Linked DNA regions of Homo sapiens: region 2 is linked to region 1. Evidence: read pairs that join two places in POLR2A ChIA-PET (ENCODE). Cell type or tissue: OCI-LY7. All regions are shown on one strand. Each heading gives the region's core, and the rest is flanking DNA. Links, peaks and the distances in the headings are about the cores only. Region 1 overlaps IGF2BP3 (insulin like growth factor 2 mRNA binding protein 3). Region 2 holds the start of LOC101927890 (a long non-coding RNA gene).

Region 1 (8,590 bases), core at 174-8,173:
CCAAATGTACTTTCCTAGGCAAAGGAAGGACATCTAACACTGTCTAATGTAACAATCTTAGAAAATTCTAGTTTTTTTGTGGTATAGGAAATACTAATATCATCTCAGGTTATGTGCATGGAAAGTATTTAACATCTCTTTACTACCAGATAGTCATGTAAAGTTAAATTATATTTTTCTCTTAAAAATTCCTTCTTCTGGGTACTAACAAGCCCAGAGTTTGATTTTAATGGAATTTAACATTTGTGTCGATGGTGACTTCTAGATTTAAGAGAGTAGGGAAAAACAGTGGAAATTTTAAAAGTACCACAGAGGAGATAATGGTATAATAAATCCTCCTATACTGATCACCTAGCTTCAAGAATCACCAAATGATGACTGGCTTTGATTCATCTCTGTGCCTCAATGCCACACCTCCCCAAATTATTTCAAAACAAATTGAAGACAGCAAGCTTTTTACATTCCTAATTCTTCAGCATGTATCTCTAAAAGACAGACTTTTAAAAAGCATAGACATTATCATTACATATTAAAAAACATGACACTAACTCACTGGTATTAAATATTCCAATTTTCCTGATTAGTTTTTTCCATTGTATTTGAATTGGGATTTAAATAAGTTTCTTCCATTATGATTGGTTAATAGGTCTTAAGTTTGTTTTACTTAATGTCAAGGATTCCCTCCTCCTTTTTTCACTTTGAAATTTATTTGTTAAAAAATTTAGATGTTGGCCGGGCATGTGGCTCATGCCTGTTCTCCCAGTACTTTGGGAGGCCGAGGCAGGTGGATCACTTGCGGTCAGGAATTCCAGACCAGCCTGGCCAACATGGTAAAACCCCGTCTCTACTAAAAATACAGTATTAGCCAGGCATGGTGGCACACGCCTGTAATTCCAATGACTCAGGAGGCTGAGGCACAAGAATCACTTGAACCTGGGAAGTGGAGGTTGCAGTGACCTGAGATTGCACCACTGCCCTCCAGCCTGGGCTGCAGAGCGAGACTGTCTCAAAAAACAAACAAAGACAAAAAGGCCAGGCACAGTGGCTCACGCCTGTAATCCCAGCACTTTGGGAGGCCGAGGTGGGTGGATCATGAGGTCAGGAGATCGAGACCATCCTGGCCAACATGGTGAAACCTCATCTTTACTAAAAATACAAAAAAATTAGCCGGGCGTGGTGGTGGGCGCCTGTAATCCCAGCTACTCGGGAGGCTGAAGCAGGAGAATCGCTTGAACCCAGGAGGCGGAGGTTGTGGTGAGCTGTGAGATCATGCCCCTGCACTCCAGCCTGGGCGACAGAGCGAGACTCCGTCTCAAAGAAAAGAAAAAAAAAAAAACTTTAGATGTTTGTGCTGGAGAGTTTCCCAGGTCTGGATGTTGCTGACAGTGTTTCTGTGGTGTATTTTTATATGTAATTCTGTTCTCAGAAGACATGATAGGGCTAGAGACTTCATCATTTTCAGGATTTTTTTTTTTTTTTTTTTTTTTTTTTTTGAGACAGAGTCTTGCTCTGTCGCCTGGGCTGGAGTGCAATGGTGCGATCTTTGTTCACTGCAACCTCCGCCTCCCGGGTTCAAGCGATTCTCCTGCCTCAGCCTCCTGAGTAGCTGGGACTACACGTACCCGCCACCACACCTGGCTAATTTTTGTACTTTTAGTAGAGATGGGGTTTCACCATGTTAGCCAGGATGGTCTCATCTCCTGACCTCGTGATCCACCTGCCTCGGCCTCTCAAAGTGCTAGGATTACAGGCAGGAGCCACCACGCCTGGCCCATTTTCAGGATTTTTGTGTTTAATTGGCAAATATGTCATAGGTGAGAAAAGGGAAAATTTTAATACTTTGGCCAAGGTTTTATTCATTCAAGGAAATGATGGATTAATGTGACTGAGTTCAAATTTGGGAAAATACTGATGTAGTTGGGGAAGCATGTTGCACTTAAGTGAAAGTTTTTTTTTAACTTGTTTGTCCTTAAGTGTGGTAAACATACCTGTTCTATCTCACTAGAAGGAAAAAGAGCTTAGTAATCAGGAACAATTTGCTGCTATTGGAGACTGGTAACGTAGCATTGCATTTGCATTGTGTTTTCTGCTAGGAGAAGGGTTATCTACAAAGCCTAGTGAAATTATATCTTGGGAGAAAAGAAAGAGTTGAGTTACCTAGGATGAGGAATGTCAGGCAGAAATATTTAGATCAAACTTGTCAACCTTTTGTTTTGTTGATACATTGGAGTTCTCAGAGTGCGTGAAACTGAGAATTCTCATACTGAGTTTCTTGAACACAATTATTTGCTTATTTTCTTTGCCTACTTGTAGAAAACATTAAAAATGGAAATATAAACAAGTCTGGCTGTGTAAGTCTACCTCTGGGAAACAGTCTTCAAGCTTTGGGGTGGTGAGATTATTATAGTTTCTAAAGTTGATGAGAAGGTGGTATAATTTGATAATGATCAACTGCAACTTTCCCACGAACAAAAACAAACCCAAGGATCTGCCTTGTCTAAGAACCACATCCACTTAGCAGTAATACGAAATAAAAACTGTTAATGTAGACATACCCCGTATTCAAAATACAGTGGTTTTAAAAGTTTAGTAATCTTAAAACACCTCTTCTTGCAGGTACAGTTTTAGTGATGGTTACTTTTATGTGGAAAATACGTATTCCATATAAAACTTTTTCTTTTTTTTTTTTTTTTTAATTTTAATTTTTCCAGACAGAGTCTCACTCTGTCTCCCAGGCTGGAGTGCAGTGGCACAATCTTGTCTCACTGTAACCTCTGCCTTCCAGGTTTAAGCGATTCTCTTGCCCCAGCCTCCCAAGTAGCTGGGATTACAGGCACACGCCTCCGTGATGCCCGGCTAATTTTTGTATTTTTAGCAGAGATGGGCTTTCGCCATGTTGGCCAGACTGGTCTTGAACTCTTGATCTCAGATGATCCTCCCGCCTCGGCCTCCCAAAGTGCTGGGTTTATAGGCATAAGCCACTGTGCCCGGCCTAAAACTTTTTCTTGATTGTTCTTCAAATTCCCTTGACAAACAAATTAAATTTAATCAATTAGTTTTAGATAAGCTCTGTTCAATAGAAATACATGAACTAAATATATATGATTTTAACTTTTTAGTAGCCACATTAAGTAAAACAAAGGCCCAGTGTGGTGATGTGTGCCTGTATCCTAGCTGACTGGGAGGCTGAGGTGGGAGAATTGCTTGAGCCCAAGAGGTTGAGGCTGCAGTGAGCTATGGTCGTGCCACTACAGTTTGGGCGAGAGAGCAAAAACCCTGTCTCAAAAAAAAAAAAAAAATTAGTTATTATATACAACCTAATATATCTAAAATGTAACAGTATAATAAATTGTTGAGAAATTTTGCTTTTTTTGGTATTGAATCTTCAACATCTGTATGTATTTTATCCTTACAGAACGATTCAATTCAGACTAGCCACATTTCAAGTAGTTAGACACATGTGGCTAGTGGCTTCTTTATTGGACAGAGCAGCTTAAGATGTACGGTTTCTAAAAATCACTGTTTAAAAATATCTTGTTGCTGGGAAAAAAATATAATGATATTTATAAAACTAGTTTTAGCTATGGAAAAGTATGGGAATAATTAATTTTCAGTGCTACTCAAGCATGTTAGAGGTTTTATATCCAAGTTCTTTATTCCTTTCTTACCACTCTAATTTTTTAGGAAGATAAGTACAATTTACTATATTGTGTTAATATTAAGACTTTTGAAAGAGCTATGCTTTTAGGTCATACAGGCAGTGAGGCTTTTATTTAAATAGTAACTGTTCAACTGCGTGTGTTTCTGTGGTTGTAATACTGGTGGTGACTTTTTAGTTTAAAGGCACATATACAGGCTGGGCGCAGTGGCTCATGCCTGTAATCCTAGCAGTTTGGTAGGCCGAGGCAAGTGGATTGCTTGAGCCCAGGACCAGTCTGGGCAACGTGGTGAAACCACAGCTTATGAAAAATACAAAAATTAGCTGGGTGCGGTAGCGCATGCCTGTAGTCCCAGCTACTTGAGGGGCTGAGGCAGGAGGATCTCATGAACCTCGGAGGTTGAGGCTGCAATGGGCAGAGATCATGCCGTTTGCACTCCAGTCTGAGCAACAGAGCAAGACCCTCTCTCCACCAAAAAAAAAAAAAAATTAAAAAATGAAGCACATTTACTTAGTTAAAATCTCAGTATGAAGACTATAAAAATCTTTGGTTATTTAGGGATCAAGGATTAGTTTGTGCCCTGTTTTTTTTGTTTGTTTGTTTTTTTCCTGTTTGACATTCTACATTAAGATGTGCGTGCCCTTCTAGTAGTCACATTAAGAAGTAAAACAAAGGCCCAGTGTGATGATGTGTGCCTGTATCAATTGTCTTTCGAACAGTGTTAGGTTTTCCTAACTTGCACATGTCCTAAGGAAGTATAAAAACTTTGACTATGTTTCTTCAAGGAACATTTAATCTTCTAAAAGAAAGACATAGCAGTGTGTAAATGCAAGCAAACAATAGTAGTAAGAGAGTACGTAGAAAAACATTCAGTCTTTTTTGGACTCTTCTAGTGCATACTCATGGCGTCAGTCAAGTTTTCATCCATGCACGTCTGGCTGTCAGACTCTGTTCTACATAGATGGAGATAACGTGTGCAAATGTAAAAGATAAAATATACCTCTGTTTTAGTTAACGGGACTAAAACATAGCTGTTACCATGGAGATCTGGGAGCTGGGGATAATGGAAAAAACCATGTTTAGATTCTCACTTAGAACTGTGATGTAAAGAGACTTTGTTCCCTTGCTCATTGTTTAAGTAATATTGAATAATTGCCTGAGATGAGCTAAGCAATCTGTTAACCAGTGGAATGTGCAACAGTGAATAAAACAAGTAATTTTGCCTTTGAGACTCGCCCTGTTAACTATACCACAGTGGCCACCAATCCATAAGAGAGAGAGAGAATGTGTGTGTGTGGGTTGGCGGGGGAGGGGCCAAGTTCCCCTGCCCCACCCCCAGAAATTACGATTTAAGTCTGTTTTGGGGCCCTGGAATCTGCATTTTAGTTAGTCCCTTGTGGTGATTCTAACATAGGTGGTTCTCGGACCATAATTGAAGGACATCTCTTTATTTTACGGTGTAGGGGACCTTGTAATCTTTTTTTTTTCCCCCTTCCTTCCTCCTGTTCAGTTCACTAGAATCTGGCATTCTTTTTAACTGTTGCAGGAAGTATGCTTTTCTTTAGTGTACCTGTGACCCTCTGTTAATCCACTAGATGCAATGCCATCTTTCATAGGGATTTTTGACCTGGGTCTACCTGTGTTACTCCTAAGTTATGTTTCCTCCTTTCCACTTTTACAGATACTTATTTAAGACTGACCTAAAGTATCTAGTTTCTTCTGCTAAACTATAAAATCTATAGGAATTTTATAGGGGGATGGAGAACTGATGTCACAGAACTAGTTAGAACTGTTAGAATCTAGAATTGTTTTCCTCTTGGTTCATTCTGATATTATGCTGCTGGCTAGAAACAATAGCTTATTTTTCCCTCAACAACTAGTAAAGTTCATTTTATAAAACACAAAAGCTAGAAGAAATGGAAAACTGCAGATGATTCTACCAGCCAGTGCTCATCACGGTCAGTATCGTAATGCTCTCTCTTCCTTACTTCTGTTAATGTTCATGTGTATGTGTGTATGTACAGATATGTACATTTTGTTCCTGGTTGGAATGTTCTTTTTGTGATAAAACCACGTATTTTAAAATGAGATCATATTCCATGTTCTCTTTTAGTGATGCACTTTTTTCAGTGAACAGTGTCATAAGCGCATGTCTTCATTAAATATTCTTTCATATTTATAATATCTCCATGAGATTTCATTCTGTGTATTGTAATTGAATCCCTTTTTCCTGGACCTCTAAGTTCTTCCTAGTTCTCCCTATTTACAGACAGCTAAGCCTTTGAGCGTGTTACAACTTTACCTAAGGAAATGATGTAAGAAAGATAATTCTTGAGTTAGAGGATAAGACACTGCCAAGTCAGCAATGAGGCAGAGTTATGCCAGTTGACATATAGACCAGGAATGTAAGACTGATCATTTTCCCAAGTATTTGCTTGGAGTACAGTATTAAACTTCTTGAAAATTGAGGTTGACCTTTTAAAGAGCTGATTCTTAACTGTATAAACCAAGAAAGAATAGGTGTAATTACAGTATAGCCATATTGAAATTAGCCAGGCTGAATGAAGTCCTCTTTGGACATAGGTTTAGTTCGGCACAGCTGGAATGAAAATTTGCAGCCGGTACAGAGTGCCACCAAGTGGCGGGTTGGAAAGCCCATGCTAGACTGCTTTGAGCCATAAGGCTTGGCTTTTTACTTGAAAATACCAGTCCAAATCCGAACCTTGTGTTCCAGTTTTTTTGCATAAGAAATAAGGCAGCTGGGCGCGGTGGCTCCTGCCTGTAATCCCGCCGAGGCGGGCGGATCACGAGGTCAGGAGTTCGAGACCAGCCTGGCCAGCATGGTGAAACCCCGTCTCTACTAAAAATACAAAAAATTAACTGGGCATGGTGGCGCGCGCCTGTAATCCCAGCTACTGAGGAAGCTGAGGCAGGAGAATCGCTTGAACCCGGGAGGTGGAGGTTGCAGTGAGCCGAGATCGTGCCACTGCACTCCAGCCTGGGTGACAGCGAGATTCCATCTCAAAAAAAAAAAAAAAAAGAGGCAAAGAAGAACATGTTACAAGTTAGACTTGGTTTTCTCCTTCTGTCATCAGCTGGTGTTAGCAGCATTATGTCAGTATCTGTCTTATAAAGCAGGGAAGCAGTGATTCCCACTTGATTTGTATGTAAGCATTGGTAGAAGGAAGGGGCTGAGACAGAGCCTTTTCCAGAGGAATAAGTTAAAGGTGCATCCAGGACTTACAGGTAATTTGGATGAAAGGTTGCAGGTCTAATACAGTTTTGTGTCTTGCATTGGGACTTGACTTGATATGACTAGCTTCAGAAGTACCTGAGGTGCCTATGTATATAATCTTTGTAATGCTTGAGACAACTGAGTAGTTGTGTTTTCCTCATAGTTGCCTTTCCTCTCTTCCTTCTTTCTTGGTATTAATATGTAAGCTTGTCCACTTAATTTCAATATTGAGTCGCCATATGTAAGTTATTGTGGTTTAAAGCTAAGGTGTAAAGGGAAAATATTGCTTAGGATTAGCATATATTTTTATCTTTTGAATTTCATGTGCAATCTATACTTTTTTGTGAAGTTATTTGGTATGGTTATGCTGTTGGTTGGATTATAAGTGAAATCAGTAAGACCGACTAGAGTATGGTTAGGAGGATAGAATCTGTGGCCAGAATGCTCAAATACATATGCTGACCCTGCCACACAGTAGCTGTGTGTGTATTCAGACAAATTAAATTACTTCTGCCTTTGTTTCCTAATCTGTAAAATGCCAACTCTGAGGGTTAAATGAGAAAATAAACATAAAGCACTTTTTTGGGTTCTTATTTCTATCTTTTGTCAGATTTTTTAGTGGAAGAAAATATGCAAATATAAGAGACTTTCTGTGAAATTCCAGTCATCCAAAATCTGAGTTGGAAATAATCAGTATGAACCCATGGTTTATTTTCTTTCCAAGTGTATTTTCTAGCTCTGGCTTGGAAGCAATAACCAATCTAATGAGTGCCTCTAGTGACCAGATTGTAGTCTCTCTGTACTTTTTCTGACTAAAAGGGATCAAGGATCCATGCTGATAAGGCTGATTATAGATGGGGGCAAGAAACATACAAGCTAAACCTAGAATATCACGTCATAACAGAAAGCAGAAATGCTCACAAATATTATTGGAGTCACATCAAAAGATGAAGGAGCTAACATGAAGAAGCCGTTTTGCTGGCCAAAGATGGGACAATTTGAGCATCAAAAAAGATTGATACAAGCAAAATATGTATGACTCTGAATTAATAATGATACTGAAGGAATGAAATATTTGATTGTCTTTGGGCAATGTCAGGTCCCTAACATGTTATTCTGAAAAATTTGAAATAATATCTTTGGACTCCTTTTTTTTTTTTTCCCCCTAAAAAAAAGAAAAAAAGAAAAAGAGGCTTGCTCTGTTGCTGAGGCTGGAGTGCAGTAGCATAGTCATAGCTTACTGTAGCCTCTCAACTTCGTGGGCCCAAGCGGTTTTCCCACCTCAGCCTCCCAAGTAGCTGGGACTACAAGTATGTACCACCATACCCATTAATTTTTAAAAATATATATTATATATATATATTTTTTTTTTCTTTTATACAGCATCAAAGAGAAGCCAATAATATTTTTTTCTTTTTTTGAGACGGAGTCTCTCTCTGTCGCCCAGGCTGGAGTGCAGTGGTGCGATCTCAGCTCACTACAACCTCCGCCTCCCGAGTTCAAGCGATTCTCCTGCCTCAGCCTCCTGAGTAGCTGGGATTATAGGCGCATGCCACCATGCTCGGCTAATTTTTTGTACTTTTTAGTAGAGATGGGGTTTCACCGTGTTAGCCAGGATGTTCTCAATCTCCTGACCTCGTGATCTGCCTGCCTTGGCCTCCCAAAGTGCTGGGATTACAGGCATGAGCCATTGCTT
Region 2 (8,590 bases), core at 213-8,212, 220 kb after region 1:
TTTCTTGTTTTTTTTTTGTTTTTGTTTTTTGTTTTGAGATGGAGTCTCGCTCTGTCACCCAGGCTGGAGTGCAGTGGTAAGATCTCGGCTCACTGCAACCTCTGTCTCCTGGGTTCAAGCAATTCTCCCACCTCAGTCTCCCGAGTAGCTGGGATTACAGGCGTGCGCCACCATGCCCAACTAATTTTGTATTTTTAGTTTCACTATGTTGGCCAGGCTGGTCTTGAACTCCCGACCTCAGGCGATCCACCCACCTCAGCCTCCCAAAGTGTAAAGATTACAGGCGTTAGCCGCCGCATCTGGCCCGTCTCTGTTTTCGTAATGGTATCTTTCAATGAGCAAGAGTTTTAAATGTTAATAAAGTCCAATTTATCAAGTTAGTAGGAAAATTCCATGCTTTTATTTGTTCTATATAGGAAATCCTTGCCTTCCACCAAGTCACAAAGACTTTCATCTGTCTTCTTCCAAGAATTTTAATAGTAATTTTAGCTTCTGTATTTAGTTCCATGCAGGTCTATGATTCAATTAGAGTTAACTTCTGATCGATGTCCATTTTTTCCATATGGGTAACCTAACCTTAACTTATGTGGATATATAATAACATCTCAAATATCAAGTGTCCAAAATTAAACTCCAATTTTCATTCCTCTCTATCTCTAATACGCCACTTAATCCTTCCACAAGTGCTGCTGCAGCCACTGCTCCCTCCCTGACTTCACCCCCTAGCACCAACCCCACTCTGCTCAAGGTCCCCACAGTCTCCTGCTATGCTTCAAGCCCACCAGGCTCTCTGACCTCAGGGCCTGTGCACTAGCCACCATTCCCCCAGGAATTTGCCTGGCTCGCTTCCTGACTTCTTCGTATTCTGCCCAAATGCCCCTTTTCAGTGAGATCGTCATTGACACCCTTATTGGTAATAGCAATAGCCACACCTAGTATAACCTATTTCCTTTCATGTTTATTTTTTAACATAGCACTTATTATTTTCCTAGATACAAGATGGTTGACTCATTTAAAAACAGACTGTCTTCCATAAATAGTATATGAGCTCCACAAGAGCAGGGATTTGGGTCTGTTTTATTCTTGACTGTCTCCCTAGCCCCAAGAGCAGTGCCTGACCTAGCTGGCATTCAATAAACATGCATTGAATGAACGAACAGTTCTGATTCTTTGGTGGTTCCTGCTCTAGACCTCCTGTAAACGTCCTGAGCTTTGGGGCCTGGCTACATCTAGCCTGGGAGGTGGAGCTGGGCCCACCCGGGTCTGAGGTGGCAGAGAAGCATCTAATGGGGCAGGATCCTCCCACCAGTGGCTGCCTGTCACCCAGAGACTGACCTTCCTCCTCCAGCTCTCATTAAAACACTCTGTTAGACCAAGTGGGGCTACATGCCACTGTCCCTGTTCTCCCCAATATTTCTTGCAGGAGATTGTTATGGGGAAGCACCCTGAATAACTCAAATAATAAAGCTTCCTATGCAAAAACTGCAGGGGGTACTGGGCTTTAGGATGTGATTGGTGGTGGGGGTTTGTTTACTCATTTACTTTTCTGTCAGCCTTGTAATGTGAGGTGTGGAGCCAAAAATTAACTTGTTATGAGAAATAAAGTAGTATTTCTCCCACACCCGAGTTTGGGATTTGAGAGACATAGTCTTTAGGAACCTGTTTGCAGTCTGGGGCTCAGCAGAATGCAGGTTGGCTTGACCTTCTCTTCAGGCTGTGTCCTCACCAGGTTCTTTGACTTTTCATGAGGACATATCTCCTGCCTAGGGCCAGCAACATAGAGGTGTGACTTGTGCAGTCCCACAGGGCCCCACTCTTAGAAACGAGCTTCGGTTGGTTTAATGCTCTGTTGTCACCATCTTGATATTCCTAATTTTTGAACAAGGAACCCTGTATTTTCATTTTGCCCTGGATCTCACAATTCATGCAGCCAGTCCTAACCCTGCCTCTCGCTCAGCACCTTTAAGCACACAGCACCAAAGCCCAGCAGTTATTAATATGCTTTCCTGAACTCACTGATGCTGCAGAGCTTGCTCAGTGATAATAGGTCTGACCACCCATCAGGCCCTCCAAAACCCACTCAGCTAACAAGCTGAGATGGGTCCCCAAAGGGCATCATCTTGGCTCCCTGTAGAACTGATTTCCCATGCTCACTTTGGCCTGAAGCGCCCTATTCTGCAAAAGGACATCATATGAAATAGCCCTGGGAAGTCACTGTGGTCCATCCAAAGGAATTCACTGAGGATCCTTTTGAAGGCATTACATGTACGTGAGAAATTTCTCTCTGATCTCAGCATACAGAATGCTTAGCCTTCTCCTGAGCAGTTGTATTCTCTTTTCAGAAAAAAAGTACTAGCGGCTGGGCACGGTGGCTCACGGCTGTAATCCCAGCACTTTGGGAGGCCAAGGTGGGTGGATAACTTGAAGCCAGGAGTTCGAGACCAGACTGGGCAACATGGTGAAACCCCCGCCTCTACTAAAAATACAAAAATTAGCCGGGCACGGTGGCGCATGCCTGTAGTCCCAGATACTGGGTGGCTGAGGCACAAGAATCACTTGAATCCCGGAGGCCGAGGCTGCAGTGAGCCAAGATCGTGTCACTACACTCAAGACTGGGTGACAGAGCAGAACTCTGTCTCAAAAAAAAGAAAGAAAGAAATTAGGGACACTGTGAGCCACAGAGCTCACTGTTGCCTTCATTATCTTGCTATTAGGAAGCTAAGAACCAACTCTGCCAGCACTGCCAGTAAGCATAGAGCCCACAGAGCACACATTTTGTGGCTTCATTTTCTTTTTCCTGTCCTCATTTTCCTTTTGCCTCTGTTTTCTCATCCACTTGTCTAAAGTTTTATTTTATTGTGTATATTTTCTTTTCTTTTTTTTTTTTGCATAGTCTTGCTCTGTCACCAAGGCTGGAGGGCAGTGGTATGATATTGGCTCACTGCAACCTCCACCTCCTGGGCTCAAGTGATCCTCCCACCTCAGCCTCGTGAGTAGCTGGGACTACAGGCGCACACTGCCATGCCCAGCTATTATGTTGCCCAGGCTGGTCTCAAACTCTTGAGCTCAAGTGATCCGCCTACCTTGACCTCCCAAAGTGCTGGGATTATAGGCGTGAACCACCACACCCAGCCTGTATATATTTTCATAAGTCATCTCACACCTTTTCTAGAAAAAATAATCAAAAATTATTAATACTAAAATAAATCAAATCCTGCAGAATTAAGCCTCTCTTCCCATAAAATCCCTATAACATAAAAAGATGTTTCAAGACTTGCTCACTTAAACTGAATTGCCCACAACAGAATTCTGGCACAACAGTGACTGGAGTCATGGGATTTGCTCTGCAGGGACCTGAGCCTGGTGTTGAAATGCTTCCAGGCCGGCAAGACCCCGTGACACCCTGAAGTCAGCTGCTTAGGGCTCTTGGAGAGGAGATCACTACCACCCTCTTCCTCTTTTTTAAAAGCAAAACAAACCCAAATCAACTCACTGGCCACTGGACAGATAAATGCTCCATGGCCTTTTCTGATACCCAAACACAATGCAATTAATCTAGCAGGTGGATTCTGCCTCACTGCCTCACTGTGTATATATATATACACACATACATTACTGTAAACAGACATCACTGAATATCATAAACGTAACTGACCAAAAAAATGAATAAAATTAGCAAACACTTGTATATTGATTCCACCTTCTTAATTAAGTAATGGAAGTAGGTCAGCTGGTTTTTCATCTGCTTCAAGCATCATTTACTTAGAGATTTTGTTTTAAGTTGAATAACTTTTCCTTCTGAACTCCTCTCTTCTAAAATCTCATGAGTAAATGGGGATTAGGTAGTTACGCTAAGTTAAAGTGCTATTTTCAAAGAATAAAGAATAGCTAATGTATGTAGATCTACAAAAAAAAATTAGGTTTGGGAAAACCAAATAATCATAGGGTAGAGCCTTTTACACCATTCCAGTTTCTGTTTCTAGGTTTCTTCTGATAAAATTGAGCCTTTAAAACAAGTATGTTTACTAACACCAGTAGGGCAATGTTTGTAATGCCCTTTAGAAACAAAGCTGGCAGTAGGCCGGGCGCAGTGGCTCATGACTGTAATCCCAGCACTTTGGGAGGCCGAGGCGGGTGGTCACCTGAGGTCGGCAGTTCGAGACCAGCCTGACCAACGTGGGGAAACCCTGTCTCTACCAAAAATACAAAAAATTAGCCGGGCGTGGTGGCACATGCCTGTAATCCCAGCTACTTGGGAGGCTGAGGCAGGAGAATCGCTTGAACCCAGGAGGCGGAGGTTGCAGTGAGCCGAGATCGCGCCATTGCACTCCAGCCTGGGCAACAAGAGTGAAACTCCATCTCAAAAAAAAAAAAAAAAAAAAAGAAAAAAAGAAAAAATGCTGGCTGTTGTATCATGTTCTGTATTTATTTTATAAATAGTACTTGTTCGTTCAGTTTACCAACCGCCAGTAAAATAAAGTTTTATTCATAAAATAACAGTAAATGTTGTGGCCTGAGGGAAACTGTACTCCAAAGTGGGCTGGAAGGAATCCCTGTGGCGTTAAGAATGCTGATGGAGAAGGGTGGGGAACCTGACAGAAGAAGCTGGAGAGAATATTTTCAGGCTGTGTTTTCACACCATGCTGGGCACACAGGGAGAAGGGGGAAGAGAACCTCTATGTAAGGTTTGGAAAATGGGGTTGGTGGTGTTTTGTCATGGCACAACTCAAGATAGAAAGGCAAAAGAGAAAAAAATTAGAAAAATAATTTTTCTGCAAGATCAATAAAAAGCTTATTTATCAGCAACAAAACAAGGATAGGAGGTATAGCCAGGCTTTACCTGGAGACCTGGGTGGTGTTAGAGCTGAGCTCTAGGGCTAGCCCAGAGAAGTTTGTAAAATGATGCTAATTAGTTAATTGGGCACGAGAAGCAGAAAGGACACATGACAGATTTCTGAGAGATACTGCATTTAGTCAGCTAGAAGCTCTAATTCATGGCTTCAGGGTGAAGATTTGGTGAGATAAGGGCATTGTGGGAAGGCAGGACCATTCAGCACAAAGCTAGGAGCCAAGGGGAGAGCTGAAGAAGCCAGGCAGGTATCTGGGGCCTCACCCCCGCGGCGATGGAGGTGGGGGCTGAGGCGGCAGCTTTCTCTGGCTTGAATCATAGCAGCCTACAGAAAATGGCAAAAGAAGGGAAATTGGAAATTTCAAGGGTTTGCCAGTTCTTTGTGAACTGTTATGGTGGAAGCAGGGGCTACAGGGTAGAGCTAAGAGAGTGCTGCGCCTGCCCCAGGAACAGGAGAGGCCCCCTGCCCCCACCAGGAATGTCAGGGGACCATCAGGTGATGGTCAAGCGGTTGTTAAGCTGTCTCTCTAAAATAATAATTGGTCGCAGTGCCAGGGAAAGGTTGTCTCCCAATAAATAGAAACATCTGAAATTGGTGATTAGCAACTTACGAATAAGATATCAGGAGTTGGGTGAGTGGACTCAAGCATGCCCACTAAGAGGCAAAATGGCGTAGTTTAACTGGTTTAGCTTCCTCTGGTAGCACTGCGCTGGTAAGGGAAGAACGCCTCAAGTGAGCATGCGTACAACCTCAGTAAACATACTGCGCATGCTTCCCCCCGCCCAGGTGCTGGCCGACCACCACGCATGCGGACAGCCCAACCTAAGGGAAGGATCAGGGGAGAAGAGATGCAACCCCCAGAAGCATACCAACATATAAAACCCCAAGTCAAAGGTCAAACAGCACACTTGACTCTCTCAAGTTGTCCGCTTGGCCCTCTTCCAAGTGTACTTCACTTTCTTTCATTCCCGCCATAAAACTTTTTAATAAACTTTCACTACTGTTGTAAAACTTGCCTTGGTCTCTCACTCTACCTTATGCCCCCTTGGTCGAATTCTTTCTTCTGAGGAGGCAAGAACTGAGGTTGTTGCAGACCTGTATGGATTCACTGCTGGTAACAACTTGACAATTAAAAAATAAATTTAGGGGCAGGGCATGGTGGCTCACACCGGTAATCCCTCACGCCGGTAATGTCAGCACTTTAGGAGGCCAAGGCAGGCAGATCACTTGAGGTCAGGAGTTCAGGACCAGCCTGGCCAACATGGCAAAACTCGGTCTCTACTAAGAGTACAAAAATTAGCCGGGCGTGGTGGCATACACCTATAGTCCCAGCTACTCGGGAGGTTGAGGCAGGAGAATGGCTTGAACCTGGGAGAAGGAGGTTGCAGTGAGCTGAGATTGTGCCACTGTACTCCAGCCTGGGTGACAGAGACTGTATTTCAAAAAACTAATAAATAAATAAATATAGGCCTGGTGTGGTGGCTCATGCCTGTAATCTCAGCACTTTGGGAGGATGAAATGGGAGGAATGCTTGATGCTAGGAGTTCAAGACCAGCTTGGGCAACAAAACAAGATCCTATCTCTAAAAACAAAATTTTAAACATTTAGAGGACGCTTCAAAGAGCCCCTTTGTCCACAGTTGAACTACATTTGGTGAACTGAAGACAGGGAAGAAAGAGTCTAGACATTACGGCCTCCATGGTCCCCTCCCCCTCCTCTTCCTCATAGTGATCACACGAACCTAACAATGTGACATGTTCGTGGTGTGATGGAAAGTTCTTTAAAGCACAATTCAGCAGTCATGTGCTTGAGGGTGGCAAATAAAGAACTTGTATGTGTGTATGTGTGTGCAAGAAAGAAAGTTCATCCTGACATTAATTGTGTTAGTAAATTGCTAGAAAAACCCAAGTGTCCATCATTAAGGGAGAAGTTAAATTCATTATAAGACAGTTAGGCACTGGGATACTATTCAGCTGTTAAAACGAGCAAGGTAGATCTCTGTATCACGGTTGGATCAGGATATCAGAAGAGCCTCTGTGTATTCCATTTAGGAGACTTTTACTGTAGGGAGTTATTGGAAAGGCTGAAAGAGTGGAGGTCAGGGAAGCTGCTGCTGGTGACCTCAGCCTGAAGGACCAATGTGAGAGGTTCACACAGGTTATAGAAGTGAACTGGGGCCTGCTCCTCCAGTGCAGTAAAACCAGATACTCACACTGAGGTTTTTGCAGTGATAGAAAAGAAGGCATTTACTGCAGGGTGCCAAGCAAGGGAAATCGTCAGCTTATGCTTAAGTCTCTAACTCCTTGATGGCTTGCAGGTAAGGTTTTTAAGGGCAGGGGTAAATGTCAGGAAAACAGAAGCTACAGGCAAATCATAAATCAATACATGGAGGCTCCACATTGATTTTGGCCGAAAAGGGTGAGATATATTGAAGCTAGGGGCTTACATGTCATAGGTAGATTTAAACATCTTCTGGTTTGCAATTGGCTAAGGAAGAGAAACTTTGTTTAAAAATGTAAAGCCAGTAGAGTTAACTGGTTAGGGGGAGTGACTTTCTCCAAGCCCTTCAGGAAAAAACTTAGAACAAAGGACAATAAAGTTTAGTCTTCATTTCCCCCTTATCTGGGGTCTACCTGCCATGCCCCTGATCAGTTTGGGGGGTCCTCAGTTAGGGGGTCCAAGCCTCTGAAAGACAACTCAGGGACATACGTGAAGATACTATCTTTAATTTCTATAGGGAAAGCAAACATCTCTGGGACTCCAACTTCTTTAGCTGTTGTTTTAGGCTACTATCACCTTCTTGTTTAACAAGTTATTTATTTACTTCTCAGGGCTAGCTAGGCGCCTGGAATTTCCCCTGAAGGAACTTAAGATTTATTTCCATGCTTACGGTCCACAGGCCTCTAAAAAAAGGGAGGGTCCGTGCTCCACCTCACACAAGGTTGTGGCGGGCCGCTGGAACCTCATGTCTCCCACATGCCTAGAGGGAGCAGCCTCCAGAGGAGAATGGCATCTCTCCTTCCTTCTTGCAGATATTGAGCAGGAACCTTTTGCAGGCCAACTTGAATCCGGAACCATGGGATGATAGGGACTCTGGGAAATGTAGTTCCGGCGTCTCACCTGGGAGCCCGCAGAGTGGGTACTGGTGATGGACAGTTAACTGCAGACTGCCCGTGCAGTCTGAGCGTGCTGCGAGGAAAAGGGATGAATGCCCACCAGACTTCACAGCGATGACCTCTTGGGAGGGGGATTTCAAATGGGAAGGGAGAAGAGGCTATGAAGAGAGAGAGCTATCCTCTCTCTTTTTCTTTTCTTTTCTTTCTTTCTTTCTTTCTTTCTTTTTCCCTCCCTCCCTCCCTCTCTCTCTCTCTCTCTCTCTATTTATTTTGAGACGAAGTCTCGCTCTGTCGCCCAGGCTGGAGTGCAGTGGCGCGATCTTGGCTCACTGCAAGCTCTGCCTCTCGGGTTCACGCCATTCTCCTGCCTCAGCCTCCCAAGTAGCTGGGACCAATGAATGCTGGGGACAATAGAGGAAGTCCCAGAGAGGATGCTTTCTGGCCCAGCTTGGGTCATGTGTCCTTCCATGACTGGGTGAAGAGGGAGACCAGGGAATGCAGGAGAAGAGGGTGTTGATTGTGAGTGCCACCCAGCATGTGTGGAGGGCTGGCCTTGGAGTGCAGGTGACAGTGACCAGTGTCCTCTGTGATGCCTTCTGTTTTCTCTGTGAAGCAGGAGGTGGG

Evidence for each region. Peaks named below come from ENCODE experiments on the same cell type or tissue, not always from the same donor. Only the 100,000 strongest peaks of a DNase experiment are listed, where the experiment ranks them.
Region 2: POLR2A ChIA-PET joins it to region 1 with 6 read pairs; 2 of 35 experiments call an interaction of 5 or more read pairs at or near these places.

The regions. Positions count from the first base shown.
Region 1 is chr7:23,428,196-23,436,785 of GRCh38, reverse strand. All of the region lies in intron 2 of IGF2BP3 (insulin like growth factor 2 mRNA binding protein 3), which reads left to right. Among named protein-coding and RNA genes, the nearest start is that of SNORD65C, 36 kb to the right of the region's middle. RefSeq lists an enhancer at 969-1,470. In OCI-LY7, for the core only: CTCF peaks have their summits at 5,354, 6,288 (motif pointing left) and 7,659; DNase peaks (open chromatin) are centred at 5,155 and 6,295; H3K4me3 peaks cover 1,038 bases; H3K27ac peaks cover 1,379 bases.
Region 2 is chr7:23,211,041-23,219,630 of GRCh38, reverse strand. It overlaps LOC101927890 (a long non-coding RNA gene), which reads right to left and starts at 5,556. Exons shown (of 2, transcript XR_242147.3): 1 at 5,461-5,556. In OCI-LY7, for the core only: no CTCF peak of the experiment used is centred there; no DNase peak of the experiment used is centred there.